Linked DNA regions of Homo sapiens: region 2 is linked to region 1. A link is a contact called in ENCODE Hi-C or POLR2A ChIA-PET data. All regions are on one chromosome and are shown on one strand. The core of a region is the stretch at or near the end of the contact, and the rest is flanking DNA. Distances in the headings are between cores, read along the strand shown. Region 1 holds the start of ANKRD27 (ankyrin repeat domain 27). Region 2 overlaps GARRE1 (granule associated Rac and RHOG effector 1).

The links. Hi-C counts contacts between places; a loop is a spot of excess contacts on that map. ChIA-PET counts read pairs that join two places held with the same protein, here RNA polymerase II (POLR2A). Pooled maps may share reads with other maps.
Region 2: a loop to region 1 is called in a pooled map, with 11 times the contacts of the local background. The contact joins the enhancer-like site here to the promoter of ANKRD27 in region 1. A Hi-C loop is called at or near these places in 1 of 37 single-sample maps with no recorded cell type and 5 of 50 pooled maps. POLR2A ChIA-PET finds 5 or more read pairs at or near these places in 2 of 52 experiments (GM12878 and activated naive CD8-positive, alpha-beta T cell).

Annotation. Positions count from the first base shown.
Region 1 is chr19:32,673,639-32,676,544 of GRCh38, reverse strand. ANKRD27 (ankyrin repeat domain 27) reads left to right here and starts at 1,365. Exons shown (of 29, transcript NM_032139.3): 1 at 1,365-1,474. RGS9BP (regulator of G protein signaling 9 binding protein) reads right to left here and starts at 697. Exons shown (of 1, transcript NM_207391.3): 1 at 1-697. The coding sequence starts at 281. RefSeq lists enhancers at 1-50, 821-930, 818-1,437 and silencers at 451-510, 1,081-1,810, 1,831-1,880.
Region 2 is chr19:34,268,755-34,271,660 of GRCh38, reverse strand. The region is part of intron 1 of GARRE1 (granule associated Rac and RHOG effector 1); the gene reads right to left. Among named protein-coding and RNA genes, the nearest start is that of GARRE1, 16 kb to the right of the region's middle. RefSeq lists an enhancer at 845-1,545. Within about 2 kb of position 1,525, at least 35 of the 41 ENCODE cell types and tissues checked have a DNase peak (open chromatin) inside an H3K27ac peak, as active enhancers do; they include GM12878, where a contact is called at or near this core.

The DNA.
Region 1 (2,906 bases), core at 116-2,615:
CGCATGTCCGCTTCCAGCAGGTCCAGGCAGCCCGAGAAGGCCACCCAGAGCCGCTCGAACTCGGCGCGCTCGTCGGCGGCCAGGCCCCGGTCGCGCAGCACAGCAGTCAGCCGGGCGCAGGTGGACACCGCCAGCTCCTGCGCCTTCTGGCGCGTCTTTTGCAGCTCCTGCCGCAGGTTCTGCGAGTCCGCCGAGCCACCGACGGTCAGCACCAGGTGGTGGTAGCACGCAGTCGTCTTGTTGAGCCCGTCCAGCAGCGCCTTGCACTCCTCCCTCGCCATCGCGGTGGGCTCCGGCTGGGCCCGGCCGCCCGCGCCCGTTAGCCTCCCCCTCAGCGCGGCAGGATGTGGCTAACCCCCATCCCGGCCTTGGGCCGCGCGGCACGAACGCTCTTCATGGTCCGTGACTCGCTCGGCGCTACCGCCAACGTCCACGGAGCCCGCCCGGGACCCTCGACGTGCGCCTCTGCGGACGGGGCGCGCAGAGGGAGCCCCGTTAGCGGTCCCCCGCTCCCTCGTCCATCCTCCCCAGGCGCACTCCGAGTCACACGTCGTGTCTCTGCACCGCCCTGGCCTCCACGGTGGCTCCCTGCGAAGCTGAGGGTGCGGTCCCCATCCTCCGTGGGTGCCAACTCCGGGGCAAGCAGGCTGCAGAGCCGCGCGCTCCGCCTTAGGCGCTGCCAAGGGCGGCCGGGTAGGGTTTCCTAGGACCCGCCCACCCCGCTCGTCCCGGCCGGAGCTGCCACCCCCTGGATCAGTGGTAGGCGGGGCTCCACGCGGGGAGGTCACGTGTGGGTGGCCCATCCCTCCCTCCCCTTCGCCCCATCCGAGTTCTGGAATGTTAGCGCTCGGGAGATCCAACCCGTTCTATTTTACGGATGGGGAAACTGAGGCCCAGGTAAAAAGCGGGCCAGGCTCCCGCGGAGTTTTTGCCTGTGATGGGACTAGAACCCAGCTATACTGACTCCCGGACCCTGTCGGCGACAGGACGTCGGGTGCCCCGCAGGACTGGGCACCTCCGTGCCCCAAAGCGAGCAGTGACTGGCAATCCGAGGGGCTGGGCGCCGCCGGGGTCAGGTGTCCCTGCCGCGTTGCGCTCACGTTGGTCGGTGCTTCCAAGCGCTAACCCCACCTCTAGTGTCAGCCCGGCTCCCAGCCCCGCCCCTCACGTTCTGGGCACGCGCAGTTGCGGGCGTGGGGCGGGGCCAGCTGGAGTAGGAAGCGTAGGGAGCCGCCTGAGCCCCGCCCCCGGCTGGGCTGGACTCCATGATTGCTCTGCGTACACGTCACTCTGGGAAACGACGGTTTCTCATTGGGTCAGCTGTGGCGCGGCTCCGCCCCACGGCGGAGTAAGGGGTGGGCTATAGGGCCAGATCGCCGCGCGAGGGTGGTGGGCATCGAGGTCCCAGCAGCGGACGAGGGAGGTGCCGCCGTCGCCCAGGATGGGCTGGGAATGAAGCGATGTAGCCTTTTAAGTAAGTGTCCTCGCGCTGGCCTCCTCCTGCGCCTCCCCTCCCGCGGGATGGCTGCGCCTCGGGGCGCGGCGGCCGGGCGGGGCCCGGAGAGTGAGGGGGGAGGGGCTCCCTGCTCTCCGGAGTCCGCTCCCGGGTCCGCCAGGTGGCCCCGCGCCGCCCCAGCCCCCGCGTCCCCAGGTGGGTGCCCGGTGCGCAGCCGGCGCGCCCTGCCCACTCCGCCCCTCGGGTCTGGAGGAGGGGAGCGGTCGGCGCGGAGAATGCACCCTCCGAGCCTCGCTGCGTCGACACCGGCGGGTGTGGCCGGGGTGCCGGGTCCGGCGGTTCGGATCTGGCGGGGCGCGGGGCGGTCGCCGCGCGGTTTCCCGGAGGCCTAGGGTCTGCTGGAGGGGAGCGGCGGGTGGGGGTCCGAGCCGCGCGCGCAGCGGTTGTGGTTTCCGGGGGGTGATGAGGGCGCGGAGCGGGGAATCCCTGGCTGCCGGCCTCTCGCAGGGCGGGGGGGTCTCTGCATTCCCACAGGTAAAGATTGTTAAAGGAAAACTCTTAAGCACCGAGAGATGTTCCGGATTCTGAGTCTGTTCCGTCTTGTGGTTGAAAATGGACTGCCCAGGAGCACACGAGCCACGCGGTGCCCCCTTGGCTGCCCCACGAGGTGCAGGGGACGTGGGCACTCGCGGCCTGTGCTGGGCGAGGGAGCAAGGGACGGGTCTTCGCTGAGGATTTAGAGCATGCAGGGAACGAGGGCTGCTGGCAGTGCTGGAGGGACTGTGAGGCTGCAGAGAGCTCAGATTTTACAAGTTGATGGGTTTCATGGATAGAGGCCCCTATTTTGATTAAAAAATGCACTCTTCCCACTGGCCGAAGAGTAGAGCAGTGGATATTTTTTTTCTTTTCTTTCTTTTCGTTTTTTTCTTTTTGAGACAGGGTCTGGCTCTGTTGGCTAGTCTGGAGTGCAGTGATGCCATCATAGCTCATTGCAGCCTCAAACTCCTGGACTCAAGCAATCCTTTCACCTCAGCCTCTGTAGTAGCTGGGACTACAGGCGCATGCCACTATGCACGGCTAATTTTTAATTTTTTTTTTTTTTTTTTGTAGAGATGGAGTCTAGCAGGTTGCCTAGGCTGGTCTTGAACTCCTGGACTCAAGCCATGCTCTCGTCTTGGCCTCCCAAGGTGTTGGGATTACAGGCACTAGCCACCACGTTTTGCTGAGCAGTAGCTGTTACGTTTCGAGATCAGCCTGGCATGAGGACTGGTGTTGAGGTGGCCTAAGGGTCCGGTGTACTGAGCCCCGGGGCCTGCTGTCACCCAGGGGTCCGTCCTTTAACTGGGTGAGCAGTAGGCTGGGTGTTTGCTGCCAGGGCTTGGGTACTCCTGGCCTTGACCATTGTGTGGAAGGGGGGTTCTCAGCCACCCACACGCTACATAGGGTCGTT
Region 2 (2,906 bases), core at 276-2,775, 1.6 Mb before region 1:
CTCAAACTCCTGGGCTCAAGCAATCCTTCTGCCTCGGCTCCCAAAATGCTGGTACTACAGACATGAGCCACCGCGCCCAGCTCCTAGTTCTTTCAATGAAAGTGCACAGAAGGGGCCGGGCGTGGTGGCTCACACCTGTAATCCCAGCACTCTGGAAGGCCGAGGCGGGTGGATGACGAGGTCAGGAGATCGAGACCAGCCTGGCCAACATGGTGAAACCCTGTCTCTACTAAAAATACAAAAAGTTAGTTGGGTGTGGTGGCACACACCTGTAGTCCCAGCTACTAGGGAGGCTGAGACAGGAGAATCGCTTGAACCCGGGAGACAGAGGTTGCAGTGAGCCAAGATCACGCCACAGCACTCTAGCCTGGGCAACAGAGTGAGACTTCATCTAAAAAAAAAAAAAAAAAAAAAAGAAAGTGCACAGAAGGTATACCTGAACACTAGCTGAAGCTGATAGAGCACAGCATACTCTAAGTAGCAAACTAAGAATTATGAGAATGTCAGATATGAAAATAGAAACTAACAAATGGCTTTAATCCCAGGGAACCAAACATTCTACTTTATTCCATTTTATAAGTTAGTAATTAGTAATTCAATTCTTTAACACAGTGGTTCTCAACAAGTGGGGAAAAGTATAATTTTGTGTCCTTCTCTGCCCTACCAACATCTGGCAATGTCTAGAGATGTTTTGGTTGTCACCCTGGGCAAGTGCTAGTGGGTAGCATCCAGTGGGTAGAGGCCAGAAGTGCTGCTGAACATCCCATAATGCACAAGACAGCCCCTACAAAGAATTATCTACCCCAAAATGTCAACAGTGCAGCTCTTAAGAATCTCCGATAAACTAATGCTTTGAGCACCTTCCATATTCAAGTTAACTAATGTATAACAAGTTACTTCTTTCTGGGGAGATGATACAAACTTTCTCCATAAATTAAGCTATAACGGGTCCATAAGCTAAGAAGAGGCATCATCAAAAAAGAGACTGATAAATGCTAAATAAGTCGTTTAGAAAACAAATGCCATGGGTTCAGAGGAAGGAGGGTGCCATAGAGGCTGAGGCCCCCCTCAAAGATCTGAGAGAGCAGACTAGGCTCCTCAGCTCACTTCAAGCTGCCAGTCAAGGCCCTCTAGAGAGTAACCAGAATCCACCTCCCTATCCTTACCTGCAACAGGGCCTGTCCCTTCAACTTAACCTTCCCTCAAGCTGCAGAGGCCACAGGGCCACGACATTCCACCCACATTGTTACTGCTGAAAAAAGCCCTCACTTCCTTCACAAAAGTGCTGTCCTCCAACTAAACAGCAACCCCTGTCTCCACCCACAAGGCTGAGGACATGATGTCACCTCAACCCAATCACAAAATCATGTTCCTATGACTCCTAGAGGAAGAAGGTAGTGAAAAGATTAAGGTGGAAAATGCCTTAAATGGCTCAGGCCCTGAGGCCTTGTCCTCTGCCACCTAAAATCACTGCTTAGCAGCAGCCAGCCAGGAGCCGCCTCATTTCCTGTGCAACTGCGGTAAAAATAGGAAGTGGGGGAGGAAGTTCACAAAGCAGAAACAAAAGTAATCACTGCCTAGCTTCCTGAACACAAATCACCGAGCAGGGAGGGTATCATTAAAACATCAGAAGAGAAAGGCGGGCATGGAGAGCAAGGCCAGAGGAAAAGAAGTGACACTTTGGGGTGGGGTCCACCAAGCCCAGACTATTTCTGTGCCTGAGACACTGCTCCAAAAGGAAAACTGGACAAAACTGGACACTAGCCTATTCTACAGAAATGGCTTCCATGGAATTAATACTAAAGCATGTTCACTTGAAGACATGCAAAAACTGAACTGTTCTAGCAGAGTAAAAAATATCAATGAAAAGGTTTTAAGGAGGCCAAGATTAAACTATTTTTCTAGTCAAGAGGTAGCTACTAAAACAAAACAAAGGTCAGGTCTGGTGGCTCACACTGTAATCCTAACACTTCAGACGGCCAAGGCAGGAGGATCACTTGGGCCCAGGTGTTCATGGTTGCAGTGAGCTATGATCATGCCACTGCACTCCAGCCTGGGTAACACAGCAAGGGCCTCTCTCAAAATAAATAAATAAATACATAAATAGAAATAAATTTTAAAAACAAAACAAAAGAGCTACTATATAATTGATTGGTTGACAAAATCCGAAGCCCATGTTATCCTATACTGAGCTATGAAAACTCAGGCGGATAGGAAAAAAACTACTGAATAAACATTCTAATCAGTGCCAGAATCTATCACAAGTAAAAATAAAGAGGCTTCTACAACCATCCCCACCCCCAACACGGGTCAACCCTGTGAGGCTCCAGGCACCCAGGATGCAGTGGGAAAGGAGACAGATGCAGCACCGGCTCGCTACCAATCTCATGTGGGAACAACCTGCTTCCACGTGGTGATCCATGACCGCCTCTGGTACTGACATTTGCTCTGTAACAATTTACCACCACAAACCATGGCGTTCCTCTATGAAGCCAAAGCAACTTATCATTAGCGGTTCTGAAGAGCTTTTATATTTGGTAATCTACAAACAACTGATCATTTCATTTAAGCAGAAGAACAACTTTTCTAACCGCAAGGTCAACAGAGCCAAAATTTACTTTCAAAATAACAGAGGTTTTAAAAAAATAGGTCAAATGTGCTAAGTAGTAATATAGATAAAGAACAGGCTTAATTTTGTTTCATTTGAGGGGTGGCTTGTTGTTTTTGCTTTTATTTTTGGTGGGGAAGGAACAGGAAGATCAATGCGTAACTTTTTTTAAACAGTCACTACGTTAATAAGTAAAAAAGTAAATGAAACGGGTAGTAATCACCACATATTCAATTTCTTTTTTCTTTCTTCTTTTAAGAGACGGAGTCTCACTGTGTTGCCCAGGCCAGTCTCAAAC